2 separate regions of the Homo sapiens genome follow, and region 1 is linked to region 2. Evidence: read pairs that join two places in POLR2A ChIA-PET (ENCODE). Cell type or tissue: PC-3. All regions are shown on one strand. Each heading gives the region's core, and the rest is flanking DNA. Links, peaks and the distances in the headings are about the cores only.

Region 1 (7,440 bases), core at 1,102-6,101, 150 kb before region 2:
ATGAAAGCATGTGACCCTCCCTAAAACTTTTCTTTTGGCTTTGCTTAAAGGCAGTAATCAAGAAGAATTTGGGCAGGATAATGGGCAAATTTACTTAAGTATCAACACGAAGAATCTTTTGGATATTCTTGCAGAAGGGCAGTAAATGTTTCCTTACTAAATAAAATTTGTTTAAATTAGTAACTGCAAACTAGCAGCTTATTGAGCACAATAACCCTTTTTAGTCTATCACATCTGCAGAGTTACTGGTGGGCTAGGTGGAGTCACATGGCCAAGGTACCCAATATTTTTGCTGCTGCAATTTCATTACCACTCCCTCTTCCCAAGAAAAGTTTTAGTTGATATATGTAAAATTTGAAATTGGTTATGAGTATTTGGGAATGATTGTTCTCCCCACTCTCAGAGATAGTGATAAAAAGCTTTGGAAGTCCTGAGGTCAGGGCTAGGAATCTCTGGCAAAATGTGTAGTGCCCAAAATTACTACTACTAGTACTACTGCTACTAGCAACTGTTCCTGCTATTACACCTCCTCTTCCTCTTTCTCCTTCTTTCCCTCCTCCTCCTCCTCCTGCTACTATGACTAGTATTACCACCACCACCGTTTATTGAGCTTTGACTATATATGCCAGGCACAGTAGCAGGTACTTTACATGTATTGCCTTTCTCTTCAATGTATTATTAGTCCAAGTTTTATAGATGGTGAAACTGAGGCTCAGAAAAAGTATGTGTTCAAGGTTGCACAGCTAACATGACTCCTGTCTGTCCAACTCCAAAGCTGTCACAGCACACTGCCTCCCAGGACGTACATACCATTTTTAGGACAGGCAAGTTGTAGAAACTAAGGCTACAGTGTCCTGGGTTGGAGATAAAGCTGGACACCAAGTCAGGGAGGGAAGGGAAGCATATGTGGATGAACGCAGTGGATCTAGTGATTCCTACTGTTAACTCACCAGTAGCAGAATAATACACAAACAGAGCATTTATGAGTCTGACTTTTCTGCTCTTCGAAAGGATAATAACTACCACCTTATTTCTTGCTTCACCTTCGTGATCAAACTTCTTGCAACCTGCATTTCCTTTTGTTTGTTTGTTTGTCTGTTTTGAGACAGAGTTTCCCTCTTGTCGTCCAGGCTGGAGGGCAATGGCACGATCTCGGCTCACTGCAACCTCCACCTCCTGGGTTCAAGCAATTCTCCTGCCTCAGCCCCTTGAGTAGCTGGGATTACATGTGTCTACCACCACACCTGGCAAATTTTTGTATTTTTTGTAGAGATGGGGTTTCACCATGTTGGCCAGGCTGGTCTTGACCTCCAGACCCCAGGTGATCCACCCACCTCAGCCTCCCAAAGTGCTGGGATTACAGGCATGAGTCACCGCGCCCAGCCCTGCATTTCCTTATAACTTACTTTCTTCCTGACCTCTTTGAATTTATGTTCCATCTTCATATTTGCGTAGAACCTTCTCCCTCAAAGATGACTAATGAAATCTTCTATGCTTCTGCTCCAATTGACTCATCAAATCTTCCACATTTTGAAGGCCTCTCCTTCCTCTGAGATTTTGATCCTCTGTTTTTGTTGGTTTTCCTCGTCTCTTGACTGCTCTTTGTTTCTCCTTTGCTGTCCTTCAGAATTCACATCCCTATCCCATACCCCTTGCTCACTACAAGTCATCCTCACAATGGGTCCAGGAACCACCCATGATTAACAAGAGACATCCAAGTGGCGTGTACCTTGGTCTTGCAAAACAACGCGTAATGGAGTGGTCAGGGGCACAGGCTCCAGAGCTAAAGTGCCTGTATTCAAATCCCCACTCTCTTACCTACCAGTGGCATGAACTTGGCAAAACACTTAAATATTTCTTTGTCTCTGTTTATCTGTAAAGTAGGGGTATTAACAGTGTCTATCTCACAGAGCTGTTGTGAGAATTAAATGAGTTAACACATATTAAGCACTCAGCTGGAACAGAGGAAATCCTCAGTAAGTGTTACTTATTATTGTAGTCTTTAAGATAATAATACCCTAAACCTTTGATTTTTTTCCACAAATGAATAATTTACTTTGATATTTAATTTTCAAAATGCACAGCATTCTTCAGTAATCTCCTCAAAAGCAACACCGTCTTTCTATTTATTTTTGGAAAGTCAGTTTGTTATTGTATTGTGAGTGACAAACAATTGGGCTGGAGATTTGTCACAGGCCCTCTTTTCAATCTATACATTCTCCATGGCTTTAAGTGCTACTTAGATGCTAATGACTTCCAAGTATATCCCTTTCCCAGACCTCTCTCTTGACCTCTAAATCCAGCTAGCCAACTTTCTACTGGACATTTCCTACCTGCCTTTCTGACCCAGAGAACAATAAACCTTGCAGGTCTAAAAAGAACTCCTTTTATATTTCTTAACCTAGTTAAAGGCCATAGACCTATTTGGTCACCTAAACCAGAACCCTGTGGATCATCATAGTATTTCTTCTCCCTCACTCCTTCACCCATTAACTGATCACCAATTAATACTGATCCACCTCCTAGAAATGTTTTGAATGTATCCCTTCTTCCCTAATCCTACTGCCACTGTCTCAAGCTGGGCCTTCATCTCTCCCTGGATCAGTAAAAATCTAACTGGTCTCTTTGTCCTCACTTTTTACCCTGGACCCTTGACCTTTGCTCCATACTCCATACTACAGCCATAGCAATCCTTCTTAAATACAGATTTTATTCAGTTATTCACCTGCTTAAAATCCTTCCATGGCTCCCCAGACTTCTCAGGTTAAAGTCTAAACACCTATACATGGCCTACAAGGCTCTTTATTATTTGGGCCCAAGCTACTCACTTCTCCATACTCACCTCTTGCAATCTCATGTCTTACATTCTGGCCAAGCCAAACTTCTGATAGTTCCCTGAACGTCTCCATGCTGATCACCCTTCTGTGTTCTCACATGTGGTCCCCTTCACTCCCTTATCTCATTTTTATTGGCAAAATTCTACTCTTATTTCAAGATAACTCATTTTTTTTCCATTCTGCAGCCTTTCCTAAGTTTCTCAGGCAGGCCTGAGTGTTTCCTCCTCCATGCTAACTTGTCATCACGCATTTACATTCATTACAGTAATTATCACTTCACATTCTATTTGCCATTTTACCTGTCAGGTTCTCAGCCAGTCTGTGTGTTCCTTGAGGGCAGGTGCCATTTCCTATTTATCTGTATACACCCAGTGCTTAAGGCACCATTTTCCCCATAAAATGTGCTCATTTACACCTCCACTAATACCTCTGCTTTCTGTCTCTCCAGAGGGAGTAATTTTTTTTCTCCTTCAACATTTGGCTAAAATGCATTTTCTCCATTAAATTTTCCAATTATACTAATTTCACTGACTGCTCCTTAAAGAGGGCTCCACCAACAAATGTATTTGTGCTCTAATGGTTTAAATTCTATTCTTTCTTCTAGCTCAACCACCCAAAAATATTTAAGGATCATCTGCTGAAATCATCCATAGCAGTGTTTTTTAAATTAATTTATTTTAAAATATTTATATTTTATGCTTGGAGAAGCAGCCAGACATCTATTACATAGACTCCAAGATTCTTGCCCTTCCCAAACTAAATATCCTTCCAATGGGCAATACGAGCAGAAAGAAGAAAATACCAGCCCATCTGAAGTTTGAACTCTAAAGAGAGAGACTTCCAAAAGTGAATGAAGCTAAGACCTAGTAGCAAGACAGAAAGCTGAAATTCCCCAGACTAAGGGAAACCTCTCCCTCTCTTCCAACTCATCTCCTTTCTTTCTTCTTTCTCCTAATGCTAAAGAGCAGTGCCGTCCAGCTCTTTAAAAGGATTGAGAAGAGCCAGAAGGAAATCAACCTGCCCATGGAGCTTCTGGGATGGATTAAGCCATTGTATCACAGCAGTTCTGGAAAGAAGAAAAAGGTGGCACACAAAATATACAGGAAAGTGTTTTAATTTACTCAGTGCCCTAAAAGCTAAGAACAAGACTAAATAAGTAAAATTGAAAGGGCTATACTACATTCATTTGTATTTTCTGCACTGCATGCTGCTCTATAAATACTCTTTCTCACTATATACTGTTTTCCCTAACTAGACTGAAAGTTCCTGGAGGTCATCAACCACATATATTTCTTTTGTAGCCCCCAAATCGCCCACCACAGAGTACACAGCGTATGCTCAATAAATGCTGTTGACCAACTGATTACTAAGTATTTAACTATATTTGCCCCTCGCTATGTTTTAGAATGCCTATTATTCACAGAACCATGGAGTATTGGAAGCGAAGAGGAAGTATTCATCTGTTGGTATACATTTTCCCTTGGCTATGCATTATACAGAGGTTTCCTTTGGAAATGTAAACAAAGGATGCCTGATGAGCCAGGACAAAGAACTATATATAGAGATCAAGTGGTTATCATAGCAAGGTCAAAGCATGCCCTTCCTTAATTAGATTAAAGGGAGTCTTGGAGCTGCCTCTACCTCCTTCCCATGCTCTCCAGCCGCAGCAGAAAACATTTTCCAACCACCCATCTACTGAATTCTGAAACCTTCAGCAGCAATTATAACAAGCTACATTACCATAGAAGTCAGCTAACAAATCTGTAGTGATCTTAATCTCTGTTTCTGTTATAATAGGAAGACTGCAGCTTTGTTTACTTTCTGAGGAGAATAGAGAACAGGGAGAAAGAACCATGATAGGGAGGCAGTATTTATGGCCCTTTTATGAAAAGGCAATTTGTGACAAAAACATTTACAGACAATAAAGAAGGGGAACAGGTTTGACAGGAAAATACCCTATTCCAGTTTTCTCAGAAGCGCCTTAGCTGGTATCCTCCGCCCCCGCCGAATGTGAAATGCCTGGTATACACTGTGAATATAGTCATTCCCTATAGATGAATCTGGATTACATATAATGAAAAAATTCCAAATCACCCATCAGTGTCTTACTTTCATGACTGACAGTATTCTACTATACATTTCATTTTCTACTGTATTTTTAAGCATTTATGAAGTCTCAAGTCCCTCCATTAACTAGATTTCTAATCCTGAGGTTTGTCCTGAAGGCTTTTGGAGAGACAGGCTCTGTGTTGAATGAGGATAATAAGTAACCTGGATTCACCGTTGTTATTATTAAGAGGAAGTTGGCCGGGCCCGGTGGCTCACGCCTGTAATCCTAGCACTTTGGGAGGCCAAGGCGGGTGGATTGCCTGAGCTCAGGAGTTCAAGACCAGCCTGGGCAACACGGTGAAACCGCGTCTCTACTAAAATACAAGAAATTAGGCGGGCATGGTGGCGTGTGCCTGTAATCCCAGCTAGTCGGGAGGCTGAGACGGGAGAATCACTTGAACCTAGGAGGCAGAGGTTGCAGTGAGCCGAGATTGTGCCACTGCACTCTAGCCTGGGCAACAGAGCGAGATTCCATCTCAAAAAAAAAAAAAAAAAGAGGAAGTTAAGGGCACATCCCTAACCTTTCAGAATGGATGATGTCATAGAAGACAGAAATGGCCTTCCATAAGCCATCCTGTAGGGTCCCTGTCATCAAAGACAGAATCCTAAACCCAATAGACTATGAAGTTAAATCCCAAAATACATTCTCACTCTCAACAATATCTCACTATTCTTTCCCAGTTCTCAATTAATGTTTATATTCAATTGTCTGTATTTCTTGCACATGTGTATCCACATCAGGGTGGATTTTTGCAGCATGTAAGCCCTCAGAGGGTAGATACTGTGCCTATGCTGTTTTCTTTATACCTGGTACAATGCCAGGCATAAAAAAGGATTAGTAAAAGCAGACCTTTTGTGTATCCAGAGCCGACAGTGGCTTACATGATCGGATTTAGCAAGCATCCATAAAAGAACACTTCTTGAATATCTACTGTATGGGCTACTCTTTCCCCTTACTCTATTTGCATGTGGCAGCACTAGTGTCACCTCATTAAGACTCAGGCAAGAATACTAACTTCAGGACGGAACTGTTAAAACACTGCTTGTTACCTAAAAAGCCAAAGTGGTTCCTTCCCTATTAACACAATGATGGATAGTTTTATGAGACTTGTCACTTAAAAAGAGTAGGGCCCTGAACATAAAGGTTTGATTGGCAGGATGGGCTGGGAAAGGTTGGAACAGGCTATGTTTGGGTGAGGCTGGCCAGGGTCATAAGCTCTTCAGAGTGGCAAGATGAGACCTTAGAGAGGTCCTAAAGTGAATGAGCTATAAAAATAAACTGCTTACTTTGCTATTTTCACTACAACTTGTTCTGTACTTAATAGTCTTTTTGATGAGAACAAGGAAGGTGATTATAATTTCTAACCACATTTTATTCACTATTAGCTGTTACTCTATATTCAATCATGCAAATTCTAAATCAAGGGATCTCTTATCTTGTCTCCTGCTTACAATACTCCCTTGTCCCTTTGCCAGTGTGGATGTCTTATACTGTAATCTAACAGCATAATGAGAAACTTTGACAGAGTGGAACATTAGAGGGATTCTGATTAGCTGAAAGCCACTTTGAAATACTTTATATTTTGTTTCTCCCTTCTTGGAAAGAATAAGCCAGGAGAGAAAAAGAATAGAATAAAGAAAGTTACCATTCACAGCATCATGACCTGTGATACCTAGAAAGAAGTCGAAGGTCATGTTATCAGTTCAACTCTTCATTTTATAGGTAAGAACACTGAAACTGAGAAGCTAAATGACTTAGATTCATACCACCACTTCATGGAAGAGCCAAGTCTAGAGCACAGTTTTCCAAATCACACTCTAGTGCTCTTTCTTTTCATTCCTTATGCTTCTTCCCTAATCCCCCACTTCATTTTATAGTCTCATATCTGAGTTTGACCAGTACTCTATGGACCCTACGTAGAGCACCACTCTCTTCCACAAATGGAGTGCCCAGCAGGGATTAAATTTCTATGGTATGCTCATCATACAAGTACACTCTACTTGAAGAAACTCAATACTTTAAGAAATCCAAATGATTGGGGGTCAGAAGGTTACTCATATAATAAGAGGATTCTTTGCCTTACAAGAAGATTCTCCACAGTCTCTTAAATAGGAATCTATAGATTGGATTAAGAGATGAGATCTTAATAAAATTGAAATAAAATAAACTTGAACTGTTACATTTGTCTGTCATACAAGTAAGATTAGAACCAGACTATCAGGTTCTAAATAGAATTAGAAACATTTTTATCCAACCACTGCCCATGAAGAATCCTATAATATTTTACCCAACCCTGTTTACACTTGAAGCCCTACCATCAGCTCTTCAACAAAATCAACACAAAACCAAATGGTATAAGTTTCATGCTCTTGAGAAAGAGAAATAACATCTTTATTTTATTATGTCCATTTAAGAAGAGGTCAGCTCTTCCTCTAAGCTCTGCTCTAAGATTTGATGTAGATGACAATTGATTAAAACCTCACACTTTACAGC
Region 2 (7,440 bases), core at 1,534-6,533:
GCTGCAATTCAATGTGCTGGGTCATATGGAGGGGAGGAGACTCTAAAATAGCCAATTTTATTCTCTTGGTTAAGATTTGTACAGCAGACAAACAGTATGGGATGCATTGCAGGTCTACCCTTCCCCCAGATCTGGATCGGCAGCAGTAGGGGCTTATGTAAAAAGGGGGACATAGCAAACCACTGGCAAACAGCAGAAGTGTCACCCCAAAGGCCCCTCAGCAGCCAGCTTTGAAAGTCATTAGAAACTTGCAGGGGAGAACCTATCTAGTTCAAAGCTGGGCTCTCAACTCCAGCATAAGCCAAATCATGTAGCTCTCCTGAATGAGGGTTTAAGTGCTTCAGAGAAAGGTGAACGAGGAATTGGACTTGCCAGACCAGTTCACTGAGGGAAGGCTGGAGGGCCCTGGCATTAAGGACAGCACAGGCACACCAATGACAGAGCAAAGGTGCTGCAGAGGGGCCACGATGGCTAAGGAATGGCTTTGTTATGATTCCCTCATTGGCAGGATCTGGTGAAGAATCATCTGATGTATGCTGTGAGAGAGGAGGTGGAGATCCTGAAGGAGCAGATCCGAGAGCTGGTGGAGAAGAACTCCCAGCTAGAGCGTGAGAACACCCTGTTGAAGACCCTGGCAAGCCCAGAGCAGCTGGAGAAGTTCCAGTCCTGTCTGAGCCCTGAAGAGCCAGCTCCCGAATCCCCACAAGTGCCCGAGGCCCCTGGTGGTTCTGCGGTGTAAGTGGCTCTGTCCTCAGGGTGGGCAGAGCCACTAAACTTGTTTTACCTAGTTCTTTCCAGTTTGTTTTTGGCTCCCCAAGCATCATCTCACGAGGAGAACTTTACACCTAGCACAGCTGGTGCCAAGAGATGTCCTAAGGACATGGCCACCTGGGTCCACTCCAGCGACAGACCCCTGACAAGAGCAGGTCTCTGGAGGCTGAGTTGCATGGGGCCTAGTAACACCAAGCCAGTGAGCCTCTAATGCTACTGCGCCCTGGGGGCTCCCAGGGCCTGGGCAACTTAGCTGCAACTGGCAAAGGAGAAGGGTAGTTTGAGGTGTGACACCAGTTTGCTCCAGAAAGTTTAAGGGGTCTGTTTCTCATCTCCATGGACATCTTCAACAGCTTCACCTGACAACGACTGTTCCTATGAAGAAGCCACTTGTGTTTTAAGCAGAGGCAACCTCTCTCTTCTCCTCTGTTTCGTGAAGGCAGGGGACACAGATGGGAGAGATTGAGCCAAGTCAGCCTTCTGTTGGTTAATATGGTATAATGCATGGCTTTGTGCACAGCCCAGTGTGGGATTACAGCTTTGGGATGACCGCTTACAAAGTTCTGTTTGGTTAGTATTGGCATAGTTTTTCTATATAGCCATAAATGCGTATATATACCCATAGGGCTAGATCTGTATCTTAGTGTAGCGATGTATACATATACACATCCACCTACATGTTGAAGGGCCTAACCAGCCTTGGGAGTATTGACTGGTCCCTTACCTCTTATGGCTAAGTCTTTGACTGTGTTCATTTACCAAGTTGACCCAGTTTGTCTTTTAGGTTAAGTAAGACTCGAGAGTAAAGGCAAGGAGGGGGGCCAGCCTCTGAATGCGGCCACGGATGCCTTGCTGCTGCAACCCTTTCCCCAGCTGTCCACTGAAACGTGAAGTCCTGTTTTGAATGCCAAACCCACCATTCACTGGTGCTGACTACATAGAATGGGGTTGAGAGAAGATCAGTTTGGGCTTCACAGTGTCATTTGAAAACGTTTTTTGTTTTGTTTTGTAATTATTGTGGAAAACTTTCAAGTGAACAGAAGGATGGTGTCCTACTGTGGATGAGGGATGAACAAGGGGATGGCTTTGATCCAATGGAGCCTGGGAGGTGTGCCCAGAAAGCTTGTCTGTAGCGGGTTTTGTGAGAGTGAACACTTTCCACTTTTTGACACCTTATCCTGATGTATGGTTCCAGGATTTGGATTTTGATTTTCCAAATGTAGCTTGAAATTTCAATAAACTTTGCTCTGTTTTTCTAAAAATAAACTTGGTGTCTGACTGAGTATAAATGGACTGGGTGGGAGAGGCCCCTCACCCAGTAGGGGCTGTTTTGCTGACCCCCTGAATATCCCTTGAGCACCCTGTCAGTGCCAGGCCTATGCTGCAGCCGTGATCTCGTGTCATCTGCACAATACTCATATGAAGGACATGCTGTTTGCCCTCACTGTCTGGATAAAGAAACTGAGACTCAGCGAGTTTAAGTGACTTGCCCAAAGTCACATGGCTATTACGGGAATTAGGACTCAAGCCCAGATCCTTCCTCCCTCTCCTGCTCCGCTTTCATATGAGAGCTTCGGAGTGAGTGGCAAGGTGACTCATAACACACAACTGTAGCTTGAGGGGGTGATTTGGGAGGAAAGATACCCCGAGGAAGGCCCAAAAGAAACAGGCAGGGTATACATAGGAGGGAGCGAGAAGAGCGGAACCAAATCAACAGGCGTGGGCCTCTTCTGTCTTCTGAAAACATCACTGGGCTCACTTAATGCATTCTCCTTAATACCAATCCACATGTGACACTTGACTTGGCAAAGGAGCTAAGAAGGCTCTAGTAAGAGAAGGAGGGAGAATGTATGAGGTAGCAAAACCACCCCCCTTTCCTTTGCTCTTCCCCTTACTTCCAGCCAAGGAAAGATATCCTCAGTCCCTGCTGAAAGTTCTCAGGGACACTGCTGAAAGTTCTCTCACCAAACCCACCAACCACGTGGGTAGGGCCAAGTCTAAGGCTCCTGGCTCCAGATTCCTTCCTCCACCTCTCTTTGGGGTTCATTATCACCCATCACCCTTTCCCAGCTCCATGTCCCCAGCATCCAGAGACCTAGCATTTCTCTGATTGGTTGTTGATGAGTGCTTAGTGTCTCCTTTACCACGCCCTAACCTGAACTTCCTCTGGACCCTGAGCTGTGTTCTAAGCCCACTATGTTCCCAAGGGAAACGATCACCTCTCTTCAAGTGACTCCATTCCATCTCAGCTTCTGGTAGCATATATACCTATCCTTTTCCCACTTGAAATTGGGGAAACAGAACTCCTTGATTTTCCTGAGCCACAAACCTCAGGGTGACCAAGATATCTTGCCCCCCGCCCCTTACATCAACCACTGCCTAAATGTAATCAAAATGACATGCTTCTTCCTCTGTAAAGGTCATACATGTTGACATTTTGGGTTTTTTTTTTTGGTTTTTTTTTTTGAGACAGGGTCTCACTCTTGTTGCCCAGGCTGGAATGCAGTGGGGCCATCAAAGCTCACTGCAGTCTCAACTCCCTGGGCTCAGATGATCCTCACCTCAGCCTCCTGAGTAGCTGGGGCTACAGGTGTGCACCACCACTCCTGAATATATATATTTTTTTGTATTTTTAGTAGAGATGGAGGTTTCGCCATGTTGCCCAGGCTGGTCTCGAGCTCCTGGACTCAAGCAACCTGCCTCCTTGGCCCTCCAGAGTGCAGGGATTATAGGCATGCGCCACTGCACCCAGCTGACCTGTTCTTTTCTAATCACCAAAACCCTTCAGAACATTGCAAACTCCTGCTTGCTGGCCTCTCAAATCCCAATTTCCCCACCTGCTCCCAACCTTGCTATTCATAATGCCAGGTTCATTGTCTATACCTGCCAACTGGTTCATGGCATGCAGATTCCACAGCTGCTGGTACAGATACAAACTTCAAACGAGTGCATTCAAAGCCCCCTGGCAGCCATTCCTCACCCTGACCAGCTCTCCCAGTCCCCACTTACTCCCAAATCCCCACCTTTCAAAATTAGCTCAGAGACTTTGTGGCTATTTGGTTCATCTTCTGTAGACTTCCCATGCCAGACTTGCAGCTGAATGAGAAAAAGCAGATGAAAAAAGGAAACCTAGAAAATAGCCCAACAACGCCCCAAACCTCTCTGGTCATCAAGCCTTTCTCTACAAGAAAGGGGAAAAAACTGGCCCCACAGTCACATAGTGGTAAAGAGAGAACAACTTTGTTTCCTAGGCAACGCTGACTAAACAGAGACAAACACTGCAACTTCTGAGGCCACAGCAGTTACTAGGCTAGATAAGAGGAAGTTTGTAGATGTTTCTTAGTCACATACAGGAGCTGCTTTCTGTTGTTGTTTCTCCACAGAAAAGTGACTAAGGGTGGAGGAAGGCAAAAGAACACGTTGCTCCTGGAAAGACTTCCATGGGTTTTAGGCTTCTGGGCTCAGCTGGTCCAGCTGGACCCAGAACGAGGAAAATAATAATGAGGCTTGAAGGAGTATGCATCCCCTGCCTGCTTTTGCCACCTCTGCATGTGCCCTCCCATCTATTCTCTCATCTCATCCTCATGGAGGCTTCCCAGCATAGCAGCAAGGATCACAAGAGCACTGCTCCCTGGCCCCGCTTCCGAGTACAAAACATTCTGTTTCCTGCCCTTAGAAAAAGAGGCAGTTATGATTTACCTCCATTTGACAGACGAGAAAACTGAGAGCCAGAGAACTTAGTGCTACTCCCATGGCTCCCACATGTCCCATGGGGCAGTGGTTCCCAACCTTAGTGACAATAAGGGCCCTTTTTTTATGTCAAAAATATTCTCAAACCTCCCCCAACTCTATAGTACTTGAACTTTTGGTATTCATTGAGAGAGAAAGAGAGACTCGGGTGGGCGGGGCCGGGGGGGGGGCGGCAGGACACATAATTACAAACACTGGCTGTGAATTCAGTGGGCCTTAAAGGAATTAATTATATTCACTACAAAATCAAAGACATGGATTTGAAAGCTAAAACAACAATGCATATATTAATTAGCTAGATTGAGCCATTCCACAATGTGTATATATTTCAAAACATCACAAATGCATACAATTTTAGTTGTGTCTGTCAATTTAAAGAAAAAGTAGACTAGAACAGAAATGTGGGTGATGGGTTATTTCCAGACAAGGACTGCTTGGGACACAAAGTGTGAGGCTTTCAAGCTGGGGATGGCCACAGAGGAGGGTGTTCCAGGAGGGCTCCGACAAGGAAGCCAGGGGCAGGGCCTCTGGGACCTGGAGTATCAGCAGAAGGACTCCAGAAAGACCATAGGAAAAAAGGTGCATGATCCACTGTCCTTTAAGGTATTGTGAAGTTGGCTGGGTGCAGTGGCTCACGCCTGCAATCCCAGCACTTTGGGAGGCCAAGGCGGGCAGATCACCTGAGGTCAGGAGTTCGAGACCAGCCTGGCCAACATGGTGAAACCCTATCTCTACTAAAAATACAAAATTAGCTGAGTGTGGTGGCGCATGCCTGTAATCCCAGCTACTCGGGAGGCTGAGGCAGGAGAATTGCTTGAACCCAGGAGGCGGAGGTTGCAGTGAGTCAAGATCACACCATTGCACTCCAACCTGGGCAACAAGAGCGAAACTCCGTCTTAAAAAAAAAAATGATAAAATTATTGCAAAGTTGCCCTCACATCATCCACATCATCAATCCTATTTATGCTGGAAAATCTTGCTTTCAACTCTCAGCACCTCTCCTCCTAGTTGGTTAGAAATTAATGGACATAATTACAGCTTTGTAGACGGCCCAGTTCCTCAGGTTATCTCATGTACAGGAGCTTGTTGAAACCCAAACACTTAATACTTAACCGCCTCCACAAGATCAGGCAAGGTTTAACAGAGAACTCGATCAGTTAGGTATTCCAAGCAGACATGGTTTCCAGAGATGAGCTGGCTGAAAGAGGAGGTGATCATACTAATTACTAATAATAGCTAACACTTACATGGCACTTACTTTACGCTAGAAACCGTCATAAGACTTTTTACATCTGTTGACTCTTAATCCTGTCCACAGACATATGAGGTATGCCCTATTGAGATCACCATTCTACACATGAGAACATGAAAACACTACGGCACAGAGAGGTTAAGCAACTTGCCCAAAGTCATACAGCTGGTGAATGGCAAAGCCCACATTGGGGGGAGGCAAGATTAATGCACTGAGAAGCAGGATAGAGAATCTGAACAGTTTTCATAATTCCTCCAACGTAACCAGAAGTGTTCCAGGGCTCATGGTGGGAAGGGGGAAATAGAAGAAAGACCACCCCAAACTAGCAGAGGGACTAACACAAGGAAAATAAATGACTAATGAGCACGGGAGGGGTGGCAGTGAACAGAGAAGAAGGTAAGCGGGAGGGTGGGAGGCTCACTTGGCTGGCTCCCAGCCAAGTGACTTTAGATAGAATCTAAGAGGTCTCAGGGAGCCATGGTAGGCTTCTGAGCAGGGAAGTGATGTGATGCAAAAGATATTTGTAGAAGATGGGTCCTGGCAGCTGGAGAGGCTGGAATAGGGAAAGGCTAGTGATGGGCCAGCTGTTGCTGTAATCCAGGTGTGAGGTGATGAGGGCCAGCTGGGGCAGGGATAGGGGTAGTAGAAGGAAGAGGAAGGGACAAAGCCAAAAGACACTGAGAGGCAGTATTTATTTCTCCAAGTGCAGTCTGCAGTCCACCCACATCAGGTTTGTTGGGAAGTTTAAAATGTGGATTCCATGCTCCACCCCTACACCAAAGAGCCGAGTAGGACTGGGGAATTGATAACTCTTAACAAATCCCTCTTGGTGCTGGAGTATGGGAAAGTTTGAGGAATCTCCACTAGGTGAAAAATCAGAATTACTTGGTGGCAAAGTAAGCTGGGGAGAAGACAGCAAGGTAGCCACAAGTCAAGGATGACATGAGTTTTGGGTTTGGGTTTTTGTTTTTGTTTTTTTTAATTGTGGTGAAATAGACATAACATAGAATTTACCATTTTCACCCATTACAAATGTACAGTCCAATGCCATTAATTATGGTCACATTGTTGTGTAACCATCACCACCATCCTTCTCAAGAACTTTGTCATCATCCCAAACTGGCACTGTATACCCATTAAACACTAACCACCCCCCAACCCCATTTCCTTCTCCCCCAGCCTCTGGTGACATGGAAGTTTTGAGTCGGGAGGATTGGTGGACTATGGAAGCACTGAAAGAAACAGGGGGTAGGAAAAGGCTGTAGCTTTGCATAGGGAAGATGAATTCCAATTTTGATTTCTGGCTGAGCGAGGCATATTTACATATGGAAATATCCTATAGAAAGACAAATGTGAAGGTGAAGTCGAGGGCTAGAGCTCGAGATGCGGGCATGTCTGTGTGTCATGGGAGCTGAAGACGTGTGCGGACAGATGCCCCAGAGAAGTGGCTACAGAGGAGGACGAGCAGGAGCTCCAGAGCCAACCCTGGGAGGCTGTCCCCAGGGCAGCCTTACGTTCCAGGGAGTAGGAAGACAGGCAGGCTATGGAGGTGGCAAAAGGGCTAGGGAAAGTCGGAGAGAATGCTGAGGCTTGATAATCTCCTGTTTCCATCATTTGGTCTATTCTTTTGACATTTTCTCTTCAGAGTCCTTACCACAAGCCCCACC

What was found. ChIA-PET counts read pairs that join two places held together with the same protein. Peaks named below come from ENCODE experiments on the same cell type or tissue, not always from the same donor. Only the 100,000 strongest peaks of a DNase experiment are listed, where the experiment ranks them.
Region 1: POLR2A ChIA-PET joins it to region 2 with 7 read pairs; 2 of 35 experiments call an interaction of 5 or more read pairs at or near these places.

The regions. Positions count from the first base shown.
Region 1 is chrX:107,855,283-107,862,722 of GRCh38, reverse strand. The region is part of intron 3 of MID2 (midline 2); the gene reads right to left. Among named protein-coding and RNA genes, the nearest start is that of MID2, 33 kb to the right of the region's middle. In PC-3, for the core only: no CTCF peak of the experiment used is centred there; no DNase peak of the experiment used is centred there; H3K27ac peaks cover 537 bases.
Region 2 is chrX:107,707,818-107,715,257 of GRCh38, reverse strand. TSC22D3 (TSC22 domain family member 3) reads left to right here. Exons shown (of 3, transcript NM_198057.3): 3 at 509-2,037. The coding sequence ends at 739. Among named protein-coding and RNA genes, the nearest start is that of TSC22D3, 64 kb to the left of the region's middle. In PC-3, for the core only: no CTCF peak of the experiment used is centred there; a DNase peak (open chromatin) is centred at 4,077; H3K27ac peaks cover 1,402 bases.